Regions from separate parts of the Mus musculus genome. Here all the other regions are linked to region 3. Evidence: chromatin loops called from intact Hi-C (ENCODE). Cell type or tissue: left cerebral cortex. All regions are shown on one strand. Region 1 has its middle 92 kb from the start of Gm32592. Region 2 overlaps Gm765 (predicted gene 765). Region 3 has its middle 4.7 kb from the start of Gm32783. Region 4 overlaps Gm765 (predicted gene 765). Region 5 has its middle 19 kb from the start of Gm32646. Region 6 has its middle 7.8 kb from the start of Gm32646. Region 7 overlaps Gm32646 (a long non-coding RNA gene).

Region 1 (4,000 bases), 380 kb before region 3:
AGGAGATGTTTTTCCAAAAAGCTAAACAAGAATAGAGGAGTGTATTAAGAGGAAGCTAAGAGGAGTCTGAGCAAAAGCTATAGTAATACTATTACTATACTATGAGTCGGGTTCCAAATGCTTACTGTGCATTCAATGTCTACAACTTTATTGGAAAAATGAGAGTATTAATCCCAGGTATTTACAATGAAACTTAGTCAAATGGAGAATAAGCAAATTTATAGATGTTCTTAGACTTAGGAATGAAAATTAGGGTTCGAACTTAGAATATGTGTACTGACAACTGCTTCCCCAGCCCAAGGTGATATGTTTTATATACATAGAAGCTGGACTTGTTGTATCAATCAGGTTTCCATGACTATAGTAAGATATCTTAGATCTGATTGATACACCAAGTCCAGCCATGGTTGATCACACTGTTCATCTTTGAACAATGTCTCTGGTGATCATCTTCATATACATTAATAAATAAAATACAATATAATGTATTATACATCTCTCTACATTTGATGTGTGTCTGTCTCTCTCATTTGTCTCTGTCCCTGTCTGTCTGCTTCTCTCTCTCTCTCTCTCTCTCTCTCTCTCTCTCTCTCTCTCTCTCTCTCTCTCTGTGTGTGTGTGTGTGTGTGTGTGTGTGTGTGTGTGTGGCATTTGTGTATGTTCAGGTGCTCTTTTGTGTGTATATGGAGGCCAGTGGTTGACTTCTGGTATTTTCACCTAATGTCCTTTACCTCACTTTTTGAGACAGGGTCTCCCTCTGGACACAGTTTGCTATTTCAGCTAGAATGGCTTGCCCATAGGTCCCCAGGATCTGCCTGTTTCCTCCCCCTCACTAGCACTTGGGTTACACATATCTACTGCCATTCCTATGTTTTTGTGTGAATCCTGAGAATCTGAATTCAGGCCCTTACACCTACACATCCAACTCTTTAATTATGGAGTTCTGCTAGCCCTGAAGAACTGTCAAGATGACTTCTTGTCATTGGTTCCTTTTTTATGCCTATTCCGGTAGTGCCAGAGTTGGAATGAGGACCTTCCGTGTACTAGGCAAGAACTCTACAAATGAGATACAGTTTCAGCCCTTGCCCTAAAGACCTTGCAGTAGGCCCTGTATCTCAAAGTCTCTGCTAACTCCCAAGAGCATGTAACTGAGAACCAATCCTTTTACTCCTAGGCCTTTTGGGGACATTCTCCATCCAGATGTTAGCTCATAGACACTGGAGTCCCACTGCCTTCAAGGGCTTTGACTTGTCCATAGTGACAGTGCCCATGTGGGTAGTACCCATAGTTTTTGGATTCTTTGGATAAAGAAGGTAAGATTTTTACAGGTGTTTAGGTCAAGGGTAAACACTCTCATTAAGTATACTTTTTTTCCCTAATAGTAATTGTGGTGAGCGTGATATTTTTTCAAAGTACTGTTCAGAAATAACTTCCGCTCACATGGGCAGAGCTGACGGAGTATGAGGACACCTTTCCAGCCCCGCATCTCTCTCTTTTGATAGACAAAATGCTTCTATTAGGCAGATGGCCGGGTGCATGTCTCCATTTTGCTGGCTTCACTTTTCATGAATGATTTCTCATTATAGGAAAGGAATATCCCATAATAATGAAAAATTGACAGTAGCTATTGATTAAATTCGTTTTCAGGCTCTTTTCTTGAATCTCTCCCATTAGTTAAATATGAACACCTCTGAGATAAGTCTGGGAGGGTGAGGGCAGGTGAGCTGGGTTAATGCTGTCTTCTTCTTTTTTAAGAACAAAATATTAGCATTTCATTTTGTTTTGCTCAAGCTCAATCTCTCTGAAAGATCAAGGGAAGAGAAAAAGTTACCCAATTACTGGCAAGAGATTATTTTCTTTCTCTCTGGGACATATGAAAAGCTTTGGATGGCAAACACCATCTGAGAAATGTTCTTTTTATTTTGGTAACTTAGCATCTCCAGAAAAATAGGTTAATTGGTTCAGAGGCTTGCTCCTACTGTTAATGGCATTTAGCTTATGAATCTGAACAACTGCATCTAAAGACAGAATGTTCATGCAATCGATATTCTGGTTGCTAAGTGTGTGTTTTGAAGATATCATTTGAATTAATTTATTCAAAGCCAGCTGGTGTTGTTCTCTGTCTAAGCTGTAGGGGGAAACCTCACCCCATGTCCTGTGAGAAGAGCCTGCTTTCTGCATTCCACTTGCACACGGTTATCTAAGTTAGTACTTTTGATATTTCTTAAGTTTTTTTTTTAACATTATGTAGAACACCACATAATTGCAGAAAAGATAATAGTCACATACCCTAGGGCCTACTGTACACTTATGTTAAAAGTACAGCTTTTATTGGCAACTAAAGTAATAACCTTTCCATGTCAAATTGCTTTAAATTAAACTTAAAAAAAAAACCCCACAACACTAGCTGATACCCACACTTAGTAATTGTCAGGCGTTAGCATAACGTGGAATACAAAAGCTGCCTAAATCTTAGCTTTCAAAATAATTATTTACTTAGATAAATTTTGAAGGCAGTAGCATATTCAAAGTCTACCTGCCTCAATTTCTTCAAAAAGAGCAGGATCAATGTACGTATTAATTTTATAGTGAGGCTTAACGTGTAAGCGGAACTGTAGCTCAGGTTAGTCTCTAAGAAAGGGGTCTCTGGTCATCTTTGCTTATCAATCTATCATCCCCTGTTTACAAACGGGATATGTCGGCAGAATGCCTTGCATGCCTTTGCCTATTGTGCTAGTCATTGGGTGACCTAACCCAGAGTGGAAAAATACAGGGGCTCCATTTTGATTAGGCTGAATATGGACTGATCAAATTTCTCACCCTTTCAAGGCACTTTGGTGGAGGGTCCTCATGGCTGTGTGTGAAGCACTCAGGCAAAGGTTATGGCGGGCTTTCACACTATGTATTTGTACCTTCTAGATCTTTCCACTGAATCAGAGAGCTCTAAGCAGTAGCAAGTACACAGTGGTTTCAGATAGCTGGGGTTTCACAAGGTCTTTTGTGAATTTGTGTACCATTTGGGCACATCTGCCTTCTAAACCCAGATGAATGTCTTCAGACTTGGTGATATAGACAGGGTCAGAAGTACAACCTTATTGATGAGGATCAGTTAACTTACTCTTGGCTACTGATCCAAACTCAGTTCACGGAGACATTGCGCAACTGCCTTCCACATTTGGTGGTCAAGCCATATTGAAAGCAACCACTCCAAGGTTGAGTAAGGAATCTTGAGTTATATAGTCTGATAAACCCAAGGGCCTCTTGGGACTGCTGTTTATTGGTAATGTCTGGCAACATTAGAAACAGAATACATGGTGATGTCTCCAGAAATTTCTTTGCTGTTAGAGACTCATAGGACAAGCACACCACAGATTCATCATTCTAATCTGTATTCTTCTCTGAAGTCTGAAGATGGTGAACTAAAGATAGCTAAAGCTATGGGCTTATCTGGAGGAAATAACAATCTTCTATTGTCAGTTGAATGTCATGTGCCTGCCTGTTGGGACCCTGTCTTTTGTCTACATTAAGTTTCTGAATGAAGTAAAAGAGGTTAGAGAGCTTTTAGAAACTTCTTCCTCACTGAAGCCATAATGCCAAAGATGAATCTAAGAATAAAGATTTACACCAGCATTCATTCTGCAACTTCACTTTGATTTGGAAATGACCCTCTCTAATCTCTACTGTCTCATATGCAGAGAAATGTATGCTCTGAACAAACAGTATGGTTGGAGAGATGGAGCAGTTGGCATATCCCCTTTTGTATGCATCAGGGCCAGATGCTGATTCCTAGAAGTCACATGGAAAAGCCCAGTATGGGAGGATTTATAATCTCATATTCTCAGTGCTGGGCAGGTAGAAATAGGTAGATTCCTGGAACTTGCCAATTACCCAAGTTCCAGATCCAGGAGAGATCTATTCTAAAAACACAAGGTAGGCTTGAGGAATGATACCCAAAGAATGATGCCTGAGACTAACCGTTAGTACACACACACACACACAC
Region 2 (4,000 bases), 260 kb before region 3:
AGTTTGAAGAGGCAAAGGGAAAGTTGAAAAGGCTCATGACCTCAATCCTTGTAATAAAGCAAAGTTTGTAAGTAGAGCCCAAACTGGACTGAACACTGGGATTCAATGTGCCCATCACAAGCACACCTTAGCAACTGGGGGGAGGTGTAGAAAAGCTGTGTTCTATCTGGCTGTTTCAGAGGGAGGCCAAAGCCGGAGGGCAGCTTGATATTTAACACAGCTACGTCTATAAACAAAGTCCTGCGATGGAAAAGGAGGAAGCCCATGAGTACATTCTTAAGCACACCCCAGGCTGGTCCCAGGGGCATCCTCAGGTGGAACTGTTGAGAGATGGAAAAGACATGCTTAGGAATTCCATTCTCCAGAGAGTCCAGGGCTTGGGTGACTCAGCAGTGCTCACTGGGGGACTTGAGGTAGGCTGACCTGACGGGAGAAGAAAACCCAGCTCAGTGTGGGAAATCCACTCTTTCTTAGTCCATGTTTATGGCCCGTTTTCAATTGGTCTTTTCTTTTACAGGAATGTGATTCTCTGAAACATCTCTAGCATCCAATCAGCTGAGAAATCTAAAGTTGCTGACCTGTTCAAAAGTTCAAATATCATTCTCCCTAGCAGCCCCACCAAATCACCATCCCTTGAGGACTTTACTGAAACTTCTCAGGTCAATCCAACCTGCAGACGAGTCTGGGAGTTCTAAGGAGTTCTGCTTTTGGGAAGGGGAAGGCAGAGAAAGATCAATCCACAGACTTGTCAATCAGGGGTTCTCAAAACCCATCCTGAGATGGCCTCTCTTTCTGAAGTCTTGAACTGGAAGAAGACCAAACAGTCTGCCACATGCAGTCCTCGTGGGCCATTTTTGTTTCTTTCCAATTTTCCAAACAGCCTTGGTTTTTGACAATGTTTAATTTTTATTCCCTTTCCCATATGCTGCTGGCTTTAAATCCCTTGGTAGTGGTTTAATCCACCCTAAAAAAGATTGGCAGAAGTAGGGGTTCAGGAAAAAACATCTATTGTTGACAGCAATTAATGTAGTATTGAATGCTGAATGTGGAAATAGAATTGGCATTACATGTTGGCAAACTCTAGGCTCCTCCAACTCAAGAAATACTTGCCATGTTAATAACACAATGATGTTGGTGATGGTCATGGTGAAAATAAGTTTACTTTCCTTATTTACTTGGATATAAAAGACATCCAACCATGAGCCACTTCCCACTAAGATGGGTATTTAAATACTGTCTTCAATTGCTTAGCCGTGTCAAGATTGTGAGCCAGACAATGGATACATAAGGGCACCTTATCATCTTCTATTTAGGAGACACTTAGTTGTAGTTTGTCTCCCTAAGCTATGATAATAAAAAAAAAAATTACTGTTTACATTGTCATATTTCTATCCTGGGACAAAATTGCTCAGGTTGAAAACGATTGCTTTGTATGAAAACACATGTATACGTGTGCCTCTGGTATGTATCGAGTTTTACATTCTTGCTGATCAAGCTCATCATGCTAAAACACCTGTCTGAATGAGTTTAGGAGACAGAGGTTGCTGCTGACTTCTTTTACGACCTGGGGAAAGTAAAAGTTAGTACTATCTTACGTGAGTTATTAGAATTAGAATTGGATTGAGCAAGTGCAGGAGAAATCTCAAGGTTTAGAACTTGGGCTTTAGTAAGTTGCCCAAGGACTCCGCTGTAGTCAACTGAGATCTGAGTTCAGGGACTGCAAAAGCTTTGTTCTTATCTTTGTCTTTTATAAATATTATACATGTCCTTAATGTATTCTTTGCCTCTATCTCAAGTAGCTGTTTTTTTAGTGGCTGAGACTACACATCAGCAATATCTCTGTACTCTAAGACTTGAGATGCATTAATACCATAAAGCCAGTCTTGCAAATAACTTAGCTCGACAGACCTCCTTTCTCTGCATGATAAATTATGGCTGATTTCTTGCACACTTGAAGAACGGCTACTGTGTGTTGTCCATTCAAAGTCAGCTCAGGAGAGAGCTGATAGCAAACCACGATGCCTATAGAGATTGCAGCAGCTCTTTGCCTAGCAGACTTCATTAACAATCAGTTCAAATCATCACGCACAGTCAGACTGCATGTAATTTAAATTGCTTTTGCACAAAGTAATTCTGTAACAACAACAACAAAAAAGTTGGATAGAGGTTACTGGAATGTAAAAACATGCAGAGAGCACAGTTTACAGCCAAGTGGTATATGATTCTCTTTTTAATTTTGCGACAACTTTTTTAAGTACAGCATTTTTTAAGTATAGCATTTTGAATGTAAGTGGTTTGCTACATTAAGCAGCCATTTGGAGCACACCAGGTTTGCACAGAGAGGATTTTATGGAGAATTTAAACTGCCATTCATAAAGTTATTTTAACTCTGTATCTCTGTTTATATTTTTATTTTTTTAATCCCCCAGTGGGAACTATCTGATGCGCATTAAAAAATCATCTGACACGCGCAGAATTCAGAACCCAGTCTGTTCAACCCAGAATTCTGACATCTGAAGTGAGTCACATTTTTTTTTTTTTTTTTTTTTTTGGTTTGGTGGTGGTGGGGGGTGAATGTTACTGACAGCTTCCTTCTTTTTTATAGCTGGAATGCTAACAATAATTCCCCCAGATTTCTCCCTTTACAGTGTTATTTGACATTGTCTCCAAAGTATTAAAAAGCAGCATGGGCTAAAAGGAGGAACACAAGGAAAAGTGGCATCCGATCCTTTGCGCGAGCTGGTATTTTAGAATTAAATAAGGAACCCGTGAAACTATATTTGGGATGTTATACATAGTTCCTGACATTAACTTGAAGAAAATAAAATTTCCACCCCTAAAATACAAACCAAAATTGGGACAAAAATTAGGAGCTTCTCTCTAGTTCTTAGAAAAAAAAAAAAAAAGATTAAAGTGTATCCTGAAAGTCACTGTAATAGAAAAATCCCTGTTTGGGTTAGAAGTAATTGTAAGAACTACTGGGCATAAACTAAGCAACAGTAAGACAGACAGTTAATTAATTTTTTATTACTGCTGAGCAAATGTTATTAATTTAATTCAATTAACATTTATTGAGCACCCACATGCAATAGATGAATCAATGTGACAGCAGCTATTCATTTATTTACTCTACATTATTAAGGAAACATTTCAGTGGTTTTCATTTTTGCTCAGTAAATGTGACTTGATAAATTTTTTGCCCAAATATTCTCTAAGTCCATAACTCAAGAAATATGGGTAACTGTTCTTCCTACCTGGCTCCTTACCATAGTCTTGTTGATATAGTTTTTTTTTTTCATTCTGTTTCCTTACAATCCTCCCCTATCTTTTTTCCCTAGCTCTTCTTTTTTATATTTATTTCTCTCACTTACTCGTTCTTTCTCCTTTAATTCATTTTTTGGTTTCTACTTACAGATCCACTCATGTAAGATCTGGCCCTTGCTCCTTCCCTCCTTTTTCCCTTCCTCCCTCCCTCTTTTCCTCCCTTCCTGCCTCTCTCCCTTTTCCCCTATCTCCTTCACTTCTTTCCTAGCCCCTTATCTAAGGTAGCATTTGTCCACACTCATAACTTATGTGTTGATTCTGTGGAGTTTGCCGCTAAATCTATGCTGTGAGCCTGTTCCCAGCCAGGTTGCATTTGCTGAGTGTAAATTTCATTTCAGTTGTTATTCATCGCTGGAGAATTCAAAGAAAAATGACAGTGTATAGTTTCTTTAAAGGCCTGTGGTCACCACAAGTCACACTCTCATGATTATAACGGATCTTTGTATCCTTTATTTTGGTTACCAGTCACATCTTTTCCATTTAACAGCCTATTTTACTAAGCCCTTCATCTCCCTGAAGTGGGTAACACTACCTATCCCTGGAGAACCCATGGCTGGATTTCTTTTCCTTGTATGGTCATTGTTCCATTTATTTAGACTTGAGACTAGTCTTTGTCTGGCCCCCTCCTTCCACTGGTAATTTAGAAGTTTCCATTGATTCCTCTTTCAAGATCAAG
Region 3 (4,000 bases):
GGGGGAGTGGCTTGAAGATGCAGCTCTTGTAGCTAGGTCCAGCTCCTCTGAAGGCAATGGGGGAGTATCTAGGGCACCCCTGGAATCAGAAGAACTCATTCACACTTGCATGGAGAAGACTGAGTTTCCTGTGGTTCCCAGCAAGCTTGAAATCAGAGATTAGAGGGATCTTGGGCAACAGACACAAAATTTCTGTTAAGCATCATACATGAATTCACAGGACTCCTCTCTATGTCCTCACAGTGACTGCAATTTAGAAAACATAGCTATACTGGAACATCTGTAAGGAATATGATGTTAAGTCTCATATATAGACACACACTGTAATACATACGTGAGATAGCTTTAGCCATTTCACAGTGTGTATACAGGCCAAACATGCTGAATGTGCATGAATGTATGTAGCTGTTAATTTTTTTAATAATAAAAAGGTAGAGAAATCTAAAAAAGTTTCCTTAATATGAGTCACAAGTGTATAGGTCCTTTGTGTGTGTTTGTGTGTATGTGTGTGTGTGTGTGTGTCTGTCTGTCTGTCTGTCTGTCTGTCTGTCTTCTGTCAAAAATTTAAACTTCCATTACCAATCCAGAGGTCCCAATTAAACTTTCCAAAGTACAACCTATACCCAAAGTTAAGCATTTTACCATAACAGTGACTAAGACTAAACATGCTAACCTACCGCTTAAGACATAAATCAGTTCCTTAAACCTGAGGAGTCGGGTGACTGTCTGAAACACTCAGATTGGTTATTTTTCTTTTCTCATGTTGGGTATGACAAGGAAAAGATGAGACAAATATTTGTGGAATAGCTATAATGAGGCAGGCTCTGTTACAAACATGCTCGCATACATCAGAGGTCACTGCGGGAGGCTCCTGGGGCCTGTGTGGCTGCAGATGTGTTTTCTTTGGCTTTCGCCATGCTTTAAGTTTGAATTAATTGCCAAAAAGTAAAAATTGGGAGGTTTCACATAAAAGCCCGGATTTCCAGCTTCCCGGAAAATCTGGCAATCCCAGGTCTGAGGGTTTTTTTTTTTTTTCCCCCTACTGGGGCAAAAATATACTGAGTAGAGCTGAAAGGAACAGCTGCCTGTAGAGAAAAGCAAAACTACTCCTCTTTGTCTCAAGCAGGCTCACGGTGTGTCAGCATCATGTCCCTGGCCCACTTTCCTCATCCATGGTACCCATCCAGGTACAGGATGATTTTTCCCACCATCCATTCTGAGAGCCATCAACTTCCTTGATGCTCAGTCATCCTACGGATGCTTTGTTATTGATAGTTTATTGGAAAGTGAACATAGGGGAATCCTTGTGTCTCCCTTGGGTCATACTGTCCTTGCCAGCATTGGTGTTCACATTTGAACCCTGTGGCTCTGCTCTTCCTGACTTGAGATAGTCAAAGCCATGGGCCTCTCACTGGTCAACCACACAACAGCTTCCTTCCAGAGCTTCCAATGGACGGAACAGGTACATTAAAAGTACCTTTGGAGCATACACGGGCTTGTCCATGGCCCTCGATATATATGTTAGCGGAGGACTGCCTTGTCTGGCCTCAGTGGGAGGGGATGTGCTTGGTCCTGTGGAAGCTTGATGACCCAGAGAAGGGGTACCCTAGAGGGGTGAGGTAGAGTGGATGAGGGTGGGGGAGCACCCTCTCAGAGGCAAAGGGAAGGGATATGGGGTTGGGGGCTCATAGAGGTGGAACCTGGAAGAGGGATAACATTTACATTGTAAATAAATAACATAACTAATAATAATGGGAAAAAAGTGCCTTTGAGCCCTCATGGAAAGTGACTCATCATCTACAGACCACTGACCTTCACAAATAAAAATGTAAGTACCTGTAACCACAGAGATTTCATCTCTCCTTCCTGGTCCAGATCTACAAACTGTGATGTCTTTTCCTGCTCAGGGACATGAGCTGAGCAGGGCCCTAAGGCTACATTTGAGCTGAATGGATGAAATTACACCTGAGAAAGTGACCTGGGTAATGGTGTGTGTGTGTGTGTGTGTGTGTGTGTGTGTGTGTGTGTGTGTGTGTGTGTGTGTGTGTGTGAATTGATTAAGGCATACTTTTTCCTTTGTGGTAATATCACTCTGCTCTTAGGAGCTCTTTTTATTAGTGTTTTCTTTTTCCAGCGCTGACTTTTTTAAATATATCTTTCCATAGTCCATGACTATCATAGCAACAAATAACTTCTAAGCAAGTTTTTTGTTGGTTTTTTTTTGTTTGTTTGTTTTTTTACTTTCTATCTAGATATGCATTTGCTCTTTCAAATTGAAAGCCCTTTTCTTTATTGTTCTTGCTATTTAGGTTTTAAGGGGAAATGTCATTAAGACAATGTAAACAGAAGGTAGCTGGGAGAGAGATTAACATACAGTTGTGTCATGAACCCAGGAAAACAGTGAAGCGAATCTCTCTGTAGGGATCCAACTGCATTGTTGAAAAGGAAGGCAACAAGCAGTGTGGGCTGAAGTCATGTGACTCCCCAGGAGCCAAGAAGAGAAGCTGACTCACATGGTGCAAAGGGGACTTCTGTCTCTTCGGGAAAATCAGTTCTTTCTTTTTAGTTAGCTTGCAGAGTTGCATGTTTCCATGTGGTATCATAATTACTTCAGTGTGATTGACAGAAGCCCTAAGTCTCAGGGCTCCCCCTCCCATCTATCACCCGTGCCACTGAACACTCTCTTCTCCCAGAGTCCTCTTCCATGTCTGCAACAGACCAATGCTGCATTATCTTCCCTACATCTCTATTTTAAACCTCATTCCAGGGTTATGGTTTTAAAGGGACAGAGCACAGAGTGCAAGGGTGGAGAAAAGGGTAGGGAAGAAAAGCGAAAGTTGGAGAATAAAGACGAATTTTAATGCAACTCAAGAATGAAAGACTCCACCCACCCACTCCTCCTCCCACAATATATTGAAGGAAAGAAAATTGTCAAACAATGTTTAAAGGTGAAGGAGAAGAAGAAGAAGAAGAAGAAGAAGAAGAAGAAGAAGAAGAAGAAGAAGAAGAAGAAGAAGAAGAAGAAGAAGAAGAAGAAGAAGAAGAAGAAAAGAAGAAGAAAAGAAGAAGAAAAGAAGAAGAAGAAGAAGAAGAAGAAGAAGAAGAAGAAGAAGAAGAAGAAGAAGAAGAAGAAGACTGTAGCAAAGCTATTCACAGGGACTACTTGTGGTGTTGGAGATTTGGGAAGAAAACCCAGGATTTTTGGACATCGCTCAAATGCAACAAGAATAACCCAGAAGACACTGTGTCTTGATCATTCAAAATAACATGAGTAAGCAGTAGTGGGTGGTAAATATCCTGAACTCAATGCTGGCAAGACCTGACTCCGTAGCCATCCACAAGAGAGAAAAATCCTTTGATGGAAAAAGTAAGGACAACGGAAGATTTGGGGAATAAATAAATGAATAAGTGCCTTTGAGAAAGAGTGTGTGAAGAGCACAGTCAGAAAAGAGGGAACAAACCTTCCCCAACCCCGGGTCCCCGCCAGCTCAGCATCTACTCCTTCCTCCTCAGTTAAATGAACTGTTAAAAGGCGCAAACCAAAGCTGCAGCTACTGCGCCAAAAATAACTTGGGAGTTGGGGCAGATGGCTCCACCTCTCCATCTGATCCCAGCACATCCATCACCTCCCCTTCACTCACTTGCAGGGCCACGGAGGAAAGCAGGCTCCGGGAACAGCCAACAGAGCAAGAGAAGGCTGGAGAAGCCACTGTGCTTGGGCTGCCTACATAGCCTTGTTACTAATGCCAAGGTAGACACCTCTGCTTTCAGATTTGCAGGAGTGTGCTGGAAGTGAAGCTGCCTTCTTTCTCACTAACACGCATCCCTTGCTGGCTGGTAATGTGCCTCGTGGAACATTCGATCTGGGAATGTAAGCATCCATCACACAGTCCTGAGGCTGCCGAGATTAAAAGCTAGTGAAGGGGAAAGGACCCACATTTGGGGAATGACATGAACCATTGAGCCACTTTCTCAATCACTTGGGGTGTCTTTCCTATGA
Region 4 (4,000 bases), 220 kb before region 3:
AAAAAGGGAGCGGAGACAAGATTGACTGATGAGTGAAACAGAACTGCCACAAACAGGCTGACAGCCAGCTGTAAGTCTCTTTAGGGCAAATGCAATTAACTTAGAATAATAGACTCAAATGTGATGGTTAGAAATGCGTTTTTATTAACAATCCCAGACTGAATCATTTTGCTCTTGTAGATAAAATGGTCCTCATATTGTGTGTGTGTGAGTGTGTGTGTGTGTGTGTGTGTGTGTGTGTGTGTGTGTGTGCATATATGAACATACACATATATGTCCCTGCATTTATACCCAGGTTTCTCACATTCCTATATGCTCTGCTTACAATTTGGGTGGAATAGTTGATTTTTAGGATAATGTACTTTCAAAAGGGAATTCATTCATAAATTGTCTCCAGGACTATAAATTCTGAATATTCTCCCAAATTACATATATAAAAATCACGCTACTTATCTGGAGCTATTAAACACGGAGCCAGTGAGCCTCGGTCCCAGCACTGCTGGTCCTTGGGGGATTTGGCATCGCAATCAGGGATTTACAGATTTCGTTCTGAAGAGGAGAAGTCATTACTAGAAACCTAAGCTCATTTCCTCTCCTTTAATAGCTATTTTAAATCATTCATTTAGAAAATACATTAACTATTTAGGGTACCAGCAATGTATTTCTCTTGGCGTCAAGTCTGCATTTTTAAAGAGTTTTTTTTTTCTTCTTCTTCTTCTTTTTTTTTCTTCCAAAATGATTTTCAAAGAAGATGGAGATCTGGGGAAGGAGGAGACCCAATAAAATTTTGTTCATATGAAATTATTTTAGCTAGTATTTTCTTTCTTCGTCGTTTAAGACAAAAACAGATTAAAACTTTAACAAAATAGTTGAAAATCAGCTAAGTCTTTTCATGTTGTAATTCTGACGGAGGGAAAAGCCCGGGGAACTGAGGAAATTCTAAACTGGACTTCGAGTGCAGTTAACGACCGGTGTTCTCTAGAAACGAATTTGTTAATAATTTAAATAGAAAGCATTTTAAATTCTGAACTACTTAATACTGATACCGACCTTACCAAGAGAAAAGGTAACAACAGGAAAAAAAGAGAGATGACAGTTAAAAATAAGTGCTGAATTTCTGCAAAGAATTTAGAAGACAGAGTCTTGCATAACACTTTGCAAACTGCTTTATATATATTTTTTCAAATGCAAAATAAGGTTCTTCCAGTTATGTAATTGCTATTCATTCAAAGGACAGCAGAAAGGTTGACAGTTTAAAATGTGTTCTCCCTGTCACCAGCCTGTGTGTTTGCACCACTTTGTCGACTGATGCTGTTTAAAACAACCTCTGCAGGAGAGGGCTGCCAACCACCATTTAGGACACTGACGTTGTTATTAGTGTGCATATGTTAGATCATCCTCTTGATCTTCCTGCCTGCTTTGTTCTTTTGATATGGCAGCACACTGAAATTGACAACAGCCTCCATTTACGTAACAATAACATGCATTGTTAAATACATATGTGTAGATAGGCAGAGAGCAAGCTCTTTTATCCCCGGAGAGATAGCAAAGTTCACTATACACTATTAGTACCCAGAGTGTATGAGGATATTCTGGGGAACACAGCAACCATTAAAAAGTACTGACAGTGTCAGGAGTCTTAGAAAAATCATATTTTGATACTTTTACACATTTACGAAAAAAGAATAAAAGTCATATTCTTGCTTATGCAGCGAAGATTAGGCTGTCCTGTTTTTCAGTAACCCAGTTATTGTTCAGTCTGCTGTGTTTCTTAGAATGACACATTATGAAGACAAAGTGGAGAGTCTCAAGATGGGAGGGTCATCAAATAAAAATACAAAATATACCTTCAAATTTGAACCTTTTCTTAATGACAAGTAGGTTTTTAGATAAAGATGCCTGGTGCTGGGATGGAGAGATGGCTCAATGGTTCAGAGCATCAACTGCTCTTCTGAAGGTCGTGAGTTCAAATCCCAGCAACCACATGATGGCTTACAACTATCCATAATGAGATCTGATGCCCTCTTCTGGGGTATCTGAAGATAGCTCCAGCGAGTGAGCGGGGCTGGAGTAAGAAGAAAACGTGTCTACAGACAGTTACAGCGTACTTACATATAATAAATAAATAAATCTTTAAAAAAAAGATGCCTGGGGCCATGTATAGGGCTTAATACTATATTTAATAACAATCTAGGTATATATAACAATATCTGAAGCATACTTGATGCTAATAATATATGCATTGTTTTTTAAATTTACATAATGCTCCATATTTTATGTTTAAACTTGTGAGCCAAACTAAGAGAAGGTACATGGCACTGTACCTGTTGGGAGCCTGATTATAGAGGGAGACAAACCCTGGTTGCTGTTGTATTCATTTTCTCTCCTTCCATTTAAAGTCCTTTACTCTTACCTTCCCCAGACATGACAATGCTCCTTCTGTGACTTAATCTTCATTTCAGCATGCTCACAGTCAGAATTTAGCACCACGTTATCAGTAAGATAGAGCTAACACTTCTTAGGCAAGTGTTCTTTACAATGGTAGGAACAGTTGCAATTGCATCCCATGTGGAAAATTAGTGGTGTCCTTTTTAAGTCTGCTCTAAAAGGTATACTCAAGAAGTATACTCTTGGATACTTCATATATCTTCTTTATCATGTGATATCTATGTTCTATTAAATGAGTCACACATTGTCTAGAAAGTATAGAATCTTTTACCCTGGGCTTCATACTAATTTTTGCATCATAAACCCAAGCTATAATTTCATTGTATTATAAAATAATATATGACAGCATATCTCTTGTAAAACTCAGAATTTATGACCTTCCCACTTACCAGTATCCAGTGTCTCCCTCCCTTAGTCATTATCATTTGACTTTATTCTGACTGTGTTTGTTCTTTGTAGAACTTGCTTCTAAAATGATCAAAATAAGAGTCTAAAGCAAGTTAATATAGTCTGTTTTTATTATTTAAAAGCTAGGAAGTTAAATGGCGAAGGAAATGGGTGAATAGGCAAGGGCTTATTATACTGAAGCACAATATAAAGAATACCAAGCCATAGGTTGTGACTTACAGTCTTCAGCATAGAATCTGATGAGACACACACACACAAACAAATGGTTGTGCAACATTATAATAAAAATATCATATGAATCTCTAGTATAAAACCTAATATCATAGCCGGGCATGGTGGCACACGCCTTTAATCCCAGCACTTGGGAGGCAGAGGCAGGTGGATTTCTGAGTTTGAGGACAGCCTGGTCTACAAAGTGAGTTCCAGGACAGCCAGGGCTACAGAGAAACCCTGTCTTGAAAAACAAACAAACAAACAAACAAAAACCCACAAAACCATAATATCATGCATCATGCATTGACACAATACATTGGAAGGACCGTTAAGAACAGATTAATTTGGCTGGAGTATAAGACTGCAATTGTAAGAAATTCCAGGAAATAGAAATTGAGAAATCAGTACATCTTAACACTTAGAGAGTTGTAAGTCACTGGAAGGAGAATTCCAAGCAGGAAAATACTTGCTCAAATTAACTGTGAGCACACTGGCAGCAGATTGAAAGAACAGTAGTAGAATGGGAGATCACTGTTGGGAATCCTGGAATCCATCATTCAACCGAAAGATAACCAAGGAGCATAAAGAAAGTGTTAATGACTAATTAGAAATGGATGGAATGCAAGATTTTCAAGAGAAGAGAACTAAAGAACTCAATATCTTGACATTAGGGGATATTGGTAAATCTAACAATTGAAGTAAGCCAGAGGCTGAAGCTGCTGTTTGATGGCAGGGTCATTATTTGTGTAAGGTCTACACAACAAAACCACTATGCAAGGGCAAGGCAAACAAAAACACACTACTGAGTAGGAGGTCAGCCTACTCAATACAGCAAGACATTTGCTGAGGGTCACCCATGTGACTCCAGGGAAAGGACATGGAGAGTAGAAGTGAATTGACTGGCCAGGAAATGGTTCAGGTAGCTTTACGG
Region 5 (4,000 bases), 130 kb before region 3:
AACTGAGCTTGTTGGTACAGAATGGAAATTACTGGGGTGGAGGGATGTTAATCAATAGCCCTCAAAGGGTGACTGTGCTATTACCAGAGCTGTATATTCACGGAAGACAAGAAGACTTGGGGTGTGCTCTGAAGGATTTCAAGTACATGTGTGTGGGGGTGAAACAACCTTTAATTACATAGTGAGACTATCCACTTATATTTTGGTTGATTTGTTTCCTCATTTAGTTATTGGTGCTGGCTATGCACCATGCCATGAAAAGAGTTTCCAGCCCCTCAAAAAAAAATTTTTTTTTTAAATTCAGTTTCAGGTTCTCTGATTATGTCAAAGAGAAGGTCACAATGAGGAGATGTTGGTAACATGTTCTTAGTGTGTTATTTAAACCCATTCAAACACCTTTTGGGAAACAGGACTAAAATATAAAGCTTCTAGAATTGATATGGTGTGTGGCTAGAAGCTACTAATATTTTTTTCTTTTATTATTGTCTTTCAGGGCAATGCCTGCTTATCCAAAGTGAAAATCGTTTTCTCTGCATAAATGTGATATCTCCCTTTGAAAGTCTAATATTTATTTTGTTATGTTTTCAGAAATACCATTATTTTCATAAAGTTAAGCTGTAATGGATGTGATAAAAAAATCCACGAGGATTACCATAAATGATTAAATATTTAAAATGCATCTAGTAGAAGGAAAATTAATTTTCAAAGTGAGAAAACAGTCCATGAATTGGAAACAATTTTCTGTGTTCAGAAAAATCAAGGTCCCTAAATGAAAGAAAGAACAGTTGATTCTCACTCTTGCCACGGGGTCTGCCTCTCTGAATTGTAAGTTCTAGAAGGTCTTTTGTACTGATGGGGTAGCACACTCAGCTCTTACAAACTACTGACAATTCACAACAGTCTCACCAACCATTTGTCAAAACCAGCCATCACCAAAAATTAAATTACACTAATTTCTATTTAAATAATTCCACTAGAACAGAAATACACACTCAAAACGTCCTATATTTTTGCTTCCATTTGCCCTTGAAGTTATTTGTGTCTACTGTAGGGTGGGCTGGCAGTGTGATCTCGTGATGTGCGACTGTACATCTGCCCCGCATCAAGTTCAGCGGCTTCATGTTTGAAATTTACCATGGTGTGAAGAATTTACACTGTGAAAATTGGCAAAGGCTGTGAGCCTGGTTCTTTCCTCCTGGAGAGCTTTTAACGTTTAACAGCTCTAAGTGCCGGAATGAAGGGCACTGGATGTCCATGCTCCTGACCCAGTGATCCCTAATCGATGCTTTTAGTCATTGACTAGGCCTCCTGACCTAGTGATTCCCTAATCAGTGCTTTTGGTCATTGACTAGGCCTTCTTGACAAGATGTCCTGGAGACCTCACTGGCTGGAAACAGCGAGTCATTGGACCTGCCCTGGTTGTATATGGTAGAAGCAGGAAACTGCATCTCCAGTCCCTCCTAGAGAAAGGGAATATATCTTCTGGGGTTTTTTCCCTATAAAATTTAATGCTGGCTTGCTTTTGTTTATATTAATACTTTTTCATTAGAATGTGTTTAGCAGTGTCTTGGCAAGAAGGAACACTCTTCAGAAGTTTGAGTACTTTTCTGAATGATAGAGACTTATCCTTAAGAAATCCATAAAATGTAAAGGAAGCCAAAGTAGACAGTGATAAAAATGTCAGTTGTTGAAACAGAATTTATGGCTTTGGTTTTAATACTAGGAGTGTTTTGAAAATATCTTGTCTCTTATCTTGTGCACACAGTGGCTCTTATTCAGCTGAGAGAGAGGTTAAGTGAGAAACGAGTTGGCTCGCCAAGGATAGATTTGTCCCGCCCACCCCAGCCCCCAACACACTTATACACTCATGCACACATACTCTGATGTTAATTTGATTTGAAAATGAAAAAAAAAAAGAAATATCAGGAAACATCATCATCAATTTCTCTTCTTACAGAAATGATTATTCTTGCTTGAGTGCCCTCTGCTGGAATTCCTCATATATACACATTGCCTCTACTTATAAGGACAAGCTGGAGGCCGTGAGTAACTTCACGTTATGAGCAAGACATAGGATGTGCAGAAGCCCGGTGTGCAAGATTAGAAATAAAACTGAGTTAAGCATTAAATGCAGTGGTCAAGTGTTGATTTAATTAGCCATGAAAAATAGCCACGTTTTGAATGGATCAAAGAAAACAATTACACATAATGGGCGAACTGAAAACAATCTACTATTACTGAAAGAGAGGAATGCTTTAATTAAGCTAAAAGATATACCTAATGTTAAATGAGGTGGTTACAACAGCTGCACAGGAAAGCTGTTTAGCTGCTGATTATAATATGAGAGATCAGAAGGACTGGTTAAATGCAGCTAATAAAAAGGCAACCTTATTAAATTGTATTACTATTATTTAAAACTATCTTGAGCCCTTTCCCATCTTTGGCAAGTTGGGTAGCCATATTGAAGAAAATATTTAGAAGACTCTTTTAATGTTATTTCTGATACTTTATAGATATACTGTTGGTATTATTTAGAGAAAATTATTTTAGAGAAAGCAGTGGTTACATAGCATTAAGACCTCAGGATGGATTAGGTGAGAATGTATTGATCTTTGTTAATAAGGCTTTCCAGACCCTGAAGAACACACATGAGTACCCAAGGCTGAGCTGATGGTGAATGTGAGCTTTGGGGATCCCACTGTAACATGTCATTTGGAGTAGTTTTACTATGAAGATCCTCTCTTTCTTCGGAGAAATTTGAATTAGTGAGGAAAACAGATTTTTCGTTGTACATTTGCTATTCAAAGCCTAGGGCTTTGTTGTCTTCACCGTCTTCCTTCAGTGTCTCTGTCATAAACAAGGGGATTAGAACGATGGTAGGAGATGGGGAGGGAATGAAGGGAAGCTGGAGATTTAATAGAAAGAAAAGAAAAAAATAGTTTCCCACATTATCTGATTCTATTCTTATCCTTTGTACGGCTTGGCGCTCGAGTTAAGACTCTCGTGTGCCAAGTTTCCTGAATTCAGCTCATAGATTCCGCCTTGGTTCAGTTAGCATTGTTTCCAGTGCTGGGTAACGGGTGAGGACTGTTCATTCTTTTCAATAGGAGCTGCTTACTATGCAAGCAAGTCATGTTTCTATTGCAAAAACAGTGACAGACAGACAGACAGACAGACAGACAGACAGACAGACAGACGATAGAGACACAAAGTTATTCACTAACTCAAACTAAATGTCCTCTGTCCTTTCCAGATACTTCTGCCAACAAATATTCATTTAACACATTTCTGACACTAATTTGAAATTTGAAAAATAAATCTGGAGGTAGAGTTTGAGGCTAGAAATGCAATTGGATTTAGTTTTGTGAATGCCGTAAGATAAATGCTTAATCATTGACTAAGATGCTACCATCTAACACTTCTTAGACTGGGGCATGATGAAACTTCATAATATAAATTCAGAACATTCAGATTTTTTGAGAACTTTTTGACTGCTAAGCTGCTTTAGAATTATACATTCATATTTTAGAATGAGGATATCAAAACATTATATATCGAGAATTTAACTCTGAATGAAGAAGTAAGCCCTATTTCACTCAGAGGAGTGACCCAACCCTGTGTCAATCATGGAGCTGGGACTGTAATCCTGGGATTTGTGGCTGTAAGGACATGGTCCTTAAGCACAGATGGCTTCTTAGCTAAAAATTACAGAAGTCTCCTCATGAGTCATTATCCCAGTTATATGTGAGGGCTAAGTAGAACAGTGACCACTTAGGTGCCGGGCAAACGGAGGCGCTTTTATTACATTGGCTAAATAAAGGATGCTGCGTGACATTTCTAGAGTGTGTCTCCCCAGAATTCTAATAAGTTGCACGTGCTGTCGAGACACTCTAGAATGGACTTCCCACCCCCCCACCCCCAGCATTTTAGGATACATTTTTGTTGTCTGTAGGCTATCGTTTTTTGTTCATGTTTCCAGAATCCTCTTCGGGGAAATGAT
Region 6 (4,000 bases), 120 kb before region 3:
TATTGTTGAGATTTCCTGGGTGCATCCCACCCCGGCCCTTGGGCTTTCTGCCCTATATCACTGGTGTTCCTGAGCCTTGGGTGCAGATTTCAGTTGTAGATGAACCAGTTGGGCAGAACCATTATATAATGAGATGATCCCATCAAGTGCCACTTTCTGGCCTTCCGCTTGGCAGTTCATACATTTCCAGACTTACTTGACCTGATTCTTTTTGTGGGGGGCGGGGTGGTTTTGTATGTGGGAAATTTACCTAAAACTGCTTTGTCACATTCTCCATTTATTGTTAGATCTTTCTGACCACTTGGATTTTCTTTATTAATTTGTACATAATAAGGTGTTTTCTTTGTGTTGTTAAACTTGATAGGTTTTGAACAATACAGTTTGTCATATACCTGCTACTACAGTATTGTGCAAGGTTGTTTTGCCACCCTAAAAATTCGTTGCTCTCCATCTTTTTCATCCTCTATGCCTTCTCCCATAAACCTGAGCAACTCTGATCTTTGGAGTAATTTTGCCTTTCCCAAAAGTGTGGTGAAATTGGAATCATCAGATGTGTAGCCTTTTCACAATGGCTTGATTTACTTAACAACATCAGTTTAGCTTTCTCCCATGTCTTTTGCTTTGTACCAGATGAGTCATGTCATGCTGTCACCTAATGATATCATGTAGGGTAGGTGTACTAATCTGACCACCTATGGGAAAGCATCTTGGCAGTTTCTATGTTCCAACAATTATCCAACAAGTCAATCATAAAAATATATATGTAAACATTTATATAGACATCACTTTTAAAATAAGTCAGATAAACACCTATAAACAGAATTGCTGGATCAGATGTTAAGATTGTTTTCAATTTTGTAAAAAATTGCCAAACTGCTTCTCAGAGTGGCAGTGCCATTCTGCATTCCCCTGGGGAGTGAAGTGGAGCCCTGTGGTTCTGCAACCTCAGTTGTAAAAATAAGATCACAAGTGATGTGCTCTTAGCCTCTCACCTCTCTCTCTCTTTCTCTCTCTCTCTCTCTCTCTTTCTTTCTTTCTTTCTTTCTTTCTTTCTTTCTTTCTTTCTTTCTTTTTAGTTTAGATGTTAACCATTGTACATATACATGTAGTATTTCTTACAGTTTAACTTGCATTTCTTGACTTTAAGAATGTTTAATATCTTTTTATGATTTTATATCCTTTCTGTAAATATTTTAATTGAGGTTTAAGTTTAACACTTTGGCTTGTTTAAAAATTAAAATGATATCTTATTGTTAGTTTTAATGCATATATATGTGTGTATATATATATATATAGATAGATAGATAGATAGATAGATATAGATAGATATATGAATTTATATGCTTGGGCATAAGTATCCCATTATATACATTTTCTGCAAATATTTCCAAAAGCTGAAATTTATGGTTTGGGGGGGCTTTTTAAAAAGTTTTTTCAAAAAAAAATAAAAATAAAAATAAAAAGTTTTTTCATTTATAATTTGAATATTTTTTTTTCAAAATTTCCCCATAACTGTGCCTTTGGTATTTTATTCAAAGTCATGGTTGCATTGGCTCAGCTAATGTTTCCTTCTTGAGGTCCAAAAGCTTGTACTTAGGTGTATTATATGTTTGGACTAATATTTCTGAAGTTAACATCTGCATCTCATTTTATTTGTGTGCACACAGGGAAGCACCCATCTTCTAGCAGCATTTGCTGGGATATTTCTCCTTTTTAACTGAATTCCTTTTGTGTCTTCATCATCTCGAACTGGACTGTCTTTGTTTGGCTCTCTCAATGAGCTCTTTGTTATGCCCTATTACTCCCTGGGTCTCTTCTCTCACTAGTACCATGACACTAGATCAATGTAGTCCTGTGCCGAGTTCTGATATTGCAGTGTCGAGTCACCCAACTTTCTTCTTCAGTACGGCATTGTCAGCCCAGTCGATTTTCTTTCTGCTGGAGAAACTTCAGCATCAGTATAAACATTCACACAGTTGCTTACTAATTTGTTTCTGGAGTTATGATGAATCTATGAATCCGTTCTTCAGAGAGGTGATGTTAAGTCTTTCAATCCATAGACACAGAATATCTTTCTATGATTTAGATCCTGTTTTCTTTCACCGTGGTTTTGATGCACAAAGGGTTGGGAATACCTTGTTAAATTTAAGCCTGTGTATATCTGGTACTATAACCAGCATCAACTACAGAACCCAAGAGTGTCTGTCTCTACATGCGGTCATCCCAAAACTCTAGATGTGGAGGTTGGAGAATAAGGAGTTCCAGGCCATCCTCTGCTCCATGGTGAGTTCAAAGCTAGTTTGGACCATAGTAGACCCTGTCTCAAAATAAATAGTATATTGTTTCCATACTTTATGGACTTATTTATTGGGAAAGCGTAGTGCATATTTGTAAAGCAACTGATTTTTCACATAGTAAACGGGTATTCCAGAGCCTTGCTGTCTTGACTCACCAATTCAAAAAGTATTTGGATAGAATATTTGAGATTTGCTAAGTGAAAAATCATTGTCCACTAATAAAGGCAGTTTTTCATCACTTTGGATTTTTTTTTTTAATGATTGAATCTCCCTCTATAGCCCATGCTTATCTTCAAACCATTATGTAGCCAATGGTGACTTGAACTCAAAGAACTCCTTTGCTTCAGCTTCTGAAGTGCCAGGATTACAGATGTGAGCCACCATGCCTGGTTCTACATTACTTTACATATCAGAAAATGAAGAAGGCGATTTTAGAATGTGGCAGAAAAATCATCAATTTTCAATTTGCTAAAAACATAGTTGCTGCTATTAAGGGCAATCTGAAATATCTGCATACGTAATTTTGTCATCTTGCACTAAAGTACATTTTTGTCTTCATTTTCAAGCCATGGGACTTATATGCTCTTCTTGTCTTATTTCAGTATCTAGGACTTCATAGACATCGTTGAATAAGATTAGAGAGAAACGAGAATGTCTTCACACTACTCCTAATTTTAGGACAGTGAGTCCAATTTCCCGTTATTTGTTCTGCTTTAGCTTCAGGTTTTTGCACCTTTACCATGTGGAAGAAGTTTTTCTCTGCTCTAGTTTGCTAAGGACTTTCAGTATGCATAGGCTTAAGTCCTGTAAAATTCTTTCTTCTGTACCAATCAATATAATTATGCAATGTTTATTCTTTAATGTGTTGGGTAAAGCGAAATAGTCTTACTTTTATTTATTTTATTACTTTTAATTATGCATGTGTAGGGGGGCCTAGGTTTGTGCATGTGCAGGGTACCTAGGGATTTCAGAGACTTTGAATCGCCTGGAGTTAGAGCGAAAGGCCTTTGTGAGCTGTCTGACATTTGTACTTGAACTCGGGTTCTCTACGAGAGCAGTATGCTCTTCTCCTCCCAGACCTATCCCTGCAGCTAATATTGAGATTTGACTGTTAGATTTTCTAGGATGAGTTCGCAGTTGGAGATGTATTTTGTAAATATAAATCTATCCATCACGTAGCTTGGATTTCTTATCCTTCTTGATAAAACAAAACAAAAAATAATAATTTTGACAGAGTTAATTTTATGTAAGCTCCTATAGCTGATCTTGCATATCTTAGCCGTTGTTCTAGTCATTATATTTTTATGTCATGACTTTAGCAGATTATGGCTGTGGTCATTCATGAGGTGAAGCATAACCGGCTTTCTTTTCAGGGCTATTCTCACGCTCTTTTTCTTAGTGGTGTCTAAGTACACTCAGAACCATATTAAACACTGATGTAATTTTTCAGCTGACAAACATAATTCAGAAACTGCCTTGTCCTAACTTATTTATTCTGTCATTCTTCTTTCCTTCCTAATAGCTCACGATTCTTTCCCTTGTTTGCTCTCTATTTATCAGCCTTTCTTCAGTCAGCTGTTTTACAGCAGGTCTCCTGATAAAACCAGGGTTTTATTTTCCTTCCCCTGTGAACATCTTAGTGCCTGATATCTGATAGCAGAAATCTCTACTGAATAAGGAACTCAACAGTTCTTTTAAAAACA
Region 7 (4,000 bases), 94 kb before region 3:
AGGACTCTGAAGTCTTGTCTTCCTACATGTGTGGCAAGCACTTTGCCCACTGAGCCATCTCCAGATCCAAATGTCAGTTCTTTAGAGTCAAGATGTGAATATTGCTACATACTAAATTTTATATTCAATTCCTAGCTTACTAGCATATCAGAAACAATTTTAATGTATTTTATAAAATTCTTTTTAAAAAATTTTATTATTTTTGGAAGATTTCATAAAGTTTTAATCATTCTTACCCTCTCACTACTTTCATATCTACTTTCCTCACTCTCACCACACTATCTGTCCAACTTTGAGATTTTTTAATTATTTTCTTAATGAGTCCAGTTTGTGTTGCCAAACTACTCTTGGGAGTGGGGCATGCCCTGGAGTGTAGCCAACCACATTATTAAAACTGACTCTCCTTTTTCCAGAAGCAACTAAATGCCAATAAGTCCTCAACTAGGAGTAGGACTTCCTGCCCCACTTTCCCACTCTGTGCTAGAATTTTGTCTGGTTTGAACTTGCACGGGTCTTGTGCATGTTGTTACAGTATTTGTGAGTTTGTATGTGCACCTTCCCTTGTGTCTGGAGAACACATTTTTTTCTAGAAGTCATCTACCCTTTCTGGCTCTCACAATCTTTCTGATCTCTCTCGCAGAATGATCCCCAGCTATGGAAGGAAGGATGTGACATACACATCACACTTCCTTAGAATACTGATTTTTTTACAATGATTTTAATATTTCAAGAGAATATATGTGTGTATATACATATATACATATATCTGTATATGTATATACACATATATACTTTTTAATGAACATTGGATGTGTCTATACACACATGTGTGTATGTGAAATTATTCTATTTCACTTTTACATGATCCAATTTTCTTAGAAAAAATGCTAAAAGCAAAATTATTGAATCCAAAATATAAATATCTAATATGTATGATCCAATTACCTTTAAGAAACATGGTTCTAATTTATGTCCTCAACACTGGGGAAAGGCGAGTTCATCTGATAGTCTTTACAGCAGAATAATTTGTTATAACGTGCTGATATATTAGACAAAATGTAATACTGTAATCTAATCTTTTACTTGCCCATTTTTATTATGAGTAATAATCTTGAATGTTTATTAAGTCCAATTTTCTTAGCTTTTCTGAGCTCCTAGCAAATATTTATGATTTTATCTCCTTCTTTGTAATAGTGATATCGTTTTTCTTTTTTGGATTATCCAGAAATTCCAAAAATAATATTAAATAACAGTGGACGAAGTGACCGTTGCCTCAAAACAAAATTTCTAGAAGTCCATCTGTGATGTGCACCACTTAGACAGGATCATCACCTGGGGAAGATGATAGGGTTTATAAGCAGATAGTAACAGAAGAATGAAGGATCGTTCTAGCCCATGAGAGATTTGGATATGTTTGCCACGTAAAAAGAACATGCGATTTCCCTGTGTTGATTTCATCCTGGAGTCATCTTTACTGATTTCTTCTGGGAGTGAATAATGTTTTCTGTGTGTTTTTAGACTAAAGTAAATTAGCCTTTTCATCCAAAATGGATTTGAAGTGATTTTGTAGATCCTATCTTAACATGTATTTCTAGCTGTTTTTTGATTTAGAAAATCTGGTTTCTTTGACAAATCAGCATGTAAAATTCTAAAGTAGTGTCATCTTTCTTAACAGTTCAGTCAAACACAGCACATGCCTAGCACTGAGTTCCTTTCCACAACACACATCTTTGTGTTCCTTAGCTCTGTGTGTGTGTGTGTGTGTGTGCACGCATGCAGTTTAAGTAGCTGGAGGAGTTTCCTGAAAGAGTCTCTTTCTGTATTGTAAGCATACACCATAAAATGGGTTTTATGTGACCGGAAGTTGTTCTTCATAATTTTGGGTATCCTAAAGATGTCCTGTACATTTTATGCTCATCCCTTAGATTTTGACTTTTCACTTCATCCGCCACATAGGGAGTGCGTCGTTGAAAAATGTAAATGCTGGATGTTCTGCTCAGACACACATAAATTTAGATTCCTTTTGGAATTATTACAGCTATCTGTCAGCCTTAAAGCTTTGGAGCCAAAATTCTCTAATTCCAAAATTACGAGCCTGTGATAAAATGTGGTTTATATTGCTTTGTGGAATGTCGACCCTTATGTACACTGTTAATAGACTGAAAAAAAATAGACACAGGCTAATGAGAAGTCGACCTTAATTCATTTTTCTGCAAGCCTTTGAAAATGTGACTCTTTGCCTCATTCTGTTTCAAAGCTTGAAGCATCTGAAGGAAACTATATGAACCTTGCATTTTTTTTTAGACTTGGGAAATTTACAATGGAAATAGACACTGAACTGTTTTTGCTTGGATTAAGCAATCATCCAAAACTCCTTCTCTATCGCGTTTCTCCTTTTGCTGGTTGGCAAGCCCATCCCCTCATTTTCCACAACATCCTCAAAGTTAATTTCAGGTTTTAGAGGGCAACTTTACCACATGGCACATTCGTATTCAAATTTGAGTTGTATCCTCCAGGGCAAATTGTATACATTTCTGAACATGAAGTTTCTTAAGTGTAAGATAAGGCTGGAAGTATGAAATAGCTAACAAAAGAAGCAAAACTTGGTTCTGTGTGAATTAGTTGTATATCAGTCAAAGCCATAACGCCTGCAGGTAAGATAAAATTGTAAAGAGACTTGATTTGACAGAGAGAATGTTCCTTTGAGATTTGAAGTGGTGAAGTGCTTGCTCAGCATTTGGAAGCCTGGGTTTGATCCCTGGTTCAGCCCTCCATCAAGGAAAGGGGAAGAATTGCGGGTGAAAATGATTGAAATATATTATATTAAAGTCTCAAGGAATGAATAAAATATTTTCAAAAGCAAGAAAAAATAAGTTCATCAAACAAATATGTAGTGTTAGACATTGCACACCAATATTGCAAGACGTCAGAATTTGGGACATGAGTCATTGTCACTGTTATTTAGAAAACGTTAATCTAGGGAAAGTTGAGGGAACTTGCGGAAATAGTCATTTAGAATCTCAAAAGAGACTTTGTAACTCTCCAAGCCTGGACCCCAAGTCACCAAGGCTGCTCCAAAGCCTTACTGTTTTTCTCCTTCACTCTTTGGTTTCCTTTATCTTTGCCGTGACACCCCTTTCTTGTCTGCACTGACAATTAACATATTGCGGTAAGCCCTCTTGCGGTAAGCAGAAGTTTATCTTCCATCACACACTGGAGTCCAAGTAGACAAATGTGTTTCTGGAGAGCATTGGGGATCATTGTGTAATTGAAGAGAGAAGAGTTGGAGGGAGACTGAAGTTCACTGTCTGTGCCACCCAGTAACTGTGTATGCATTGAACTGAGCAACTGAGTGACGCTAGGGAACGTCTGAAACTCAGAAGGCAAATTTCCCTTTCAGCCCTTGCCTGATTCTTGCATCAGGCAGTCTCTTGTACCCCAGACCAATGTTCTTTGGATAATAAATGAACCTTAGGAATTTGAATAGAATAATTCTGTGATCGACTTGTTGTCTAGTGTTTTCTCCAACTAACAAAAAATAAGCATGCACTATAACTACTAATCAGCTAATTTTTTCTTTAAAAAACTTAATTATATTTACTCACTTATGTGTGAATGTGTACGCAATCTAATATTTTTCATGTGGGCATGTGGACTCAAGGACAACTTGAGGAAGTTTATTCTCTCCTTCCACCTTGTAGAATCCAACTCAGGTCACCAAGCCAATCCCTTTACCAACTGAGCTATGTTACTGGCCCAGCTTAAGAAAAAAAAATTCATTGCTAATTCCTAACTCTGATTTTTCCATAATTTTCTTCTCAGCTTTTCTCCTGGAATAATTTTTCCTACTTATTTTCTCTTATTTTCAATTCAAAAACATTAAAAATGTGGTTACAATTTAGTTTAAGGATCATTTCCTTGCTCAAAGAATTATACCTTTTTAGCTTAGGTTTCCTTTTTGAAAAAGCTCAAAGCAAGTTTATTGACAAAAATCTTTTTT

The links. A loop is a pair of places that touch in the nucleus more often than their neighbours do. Peaks named below come from ENCODE experiments on the same cell type or tissue, not always from the same donor. Only the 100,000 strongest peaks of a DNase experiment are listed, where the experiment ranks them.
Region 1: it touches region 3 in a loop (4-fold over the local background); 9 of 42 quality-filtered maps call a loop at or near these places.
Region 2: a loop joins it to region 3, with 2.6 times the contacts of the local background. A loop is called at or near these places in 2 of 42 quality-filtered maps.
Region 4: it touches region 3 in a loop (2.7-fold over the local background); 2 of 42 quality-filtered maps call a loop at or near these places.
Region 5: it touches region 3 in a loop (5-fold over the local background); 2 of 42 quality-filtered maps call a loop at or near these places.
Region 6: a loop joins it to region 3, with 2.3 times the contacts of the local background. A loop is called at or near these places in 2 of 42 quality-filtered maps.
Region 7: it touches region 3 in a loop (2.6-fold over the local background); 2 of 42 quality-filtered maps call a loop at or near these places.

Annotation. Positions count from the first base shown.
Region 1 is chr6:98,130,995-98,134,994 of GRCm38, forward strand. No RefSeq gene overlaps it. Among named protein-coding and RNA genes, the nearest start is that of Gm32592, 92 kb to the right of the region's middle. In left cerebral cortex, a CTCF peak has its summit at 2,129; a DNase peak (open chromatin) is centred at 2,128.
Region 2 is chr6:98,248,914-98,252,913 of GRCm38, forward strand. The region is part of intron 2 of Gm765 (predicted gene 765); the gene reads right to left. Among named protein-coding and RNA genes, the nearest start is that of Gm32535, 7.4 kb to the right of the region's middle. In left cerebral cortex, no CTCF peak of the experiment used is centred here; DNase peaks (open chromatin) are centred at 2,068 and 2,653; H3K27ac peaks cover 1,648 bases.
Region 3 is chr6:98,510,930-98,514,929 of GRCm38, forward strand. No RefSeq gene overlaps it. Among named protein-coding and RNA genes, the nearest start is that of Gm32783, 4.7 kb to the right of the region's middle. In left cerebral cortex, no CTCF peak of the experiment used is centred here; DNase peaks (open chromatin) are centred at 2,498, 3,303 and 3,637; H3K27ac peaks cover 1,051 bases.
Region 4 is chr6:98,287,211-98,291,210 of GRCm38, forward strand. The region is part of intron 2 of Gm765 (predicted gene 765); the gene reads right to left. Among named protein-coding and RNA genes, the nearest start is that of Gm32535, 31 kb to the left of the region's middle. In left cerebral cortex, a CTCF peak has its summit at 2,106; DNase peaks (open chromatin) are centred at 505 and 1,315; H3K27ac peaks cover 1,830 bases.
Region 5 is chr6:98,381,595-98,385,594 of GRCm38, forward strand. No RefSeq gene overlaps it. Among named protein-coding and RNA genes, the nearest start is that of Gm32646, 19 kb to the right of the region's middle. In left cerebral cortex, a CTCF peak has its summit at 1,998 (motif pointing left); DNase peaks (open chromatin) are centred at 1,237, 2,002, 3,024 and 3,775; H3K27ac peaks cover 1,782 bases.
Region 6 is chr6:98,392,995-98,396,994 of GRCm38, forward strand. No RefSeq gene overlaps it. Among named protein-coding and RNA genes, the nearest start is that of Gm32646, 7.8 kb to the right of the region's middle. In left cerebral cortex, no CTCF peak of the experiment used is centred here; a DNase peak (open chromatin) is centred at 1,809.
Region 7 is chr6:98,417,157-98,421,156 of GRCm38, forward strand. All of the region lies in intron 1 of Gm32646 (a long non-coding RNA gene), which reads left to right. Among named protein-coding and RNA genes, the nearest start is that of Gm32646, 16 kb to the left of the region's middle. In left cerebral cortex, no CTCF peak of the experiment used is centred here; DNase peaks (open chromatin) are centred at 1,982 and 2,359.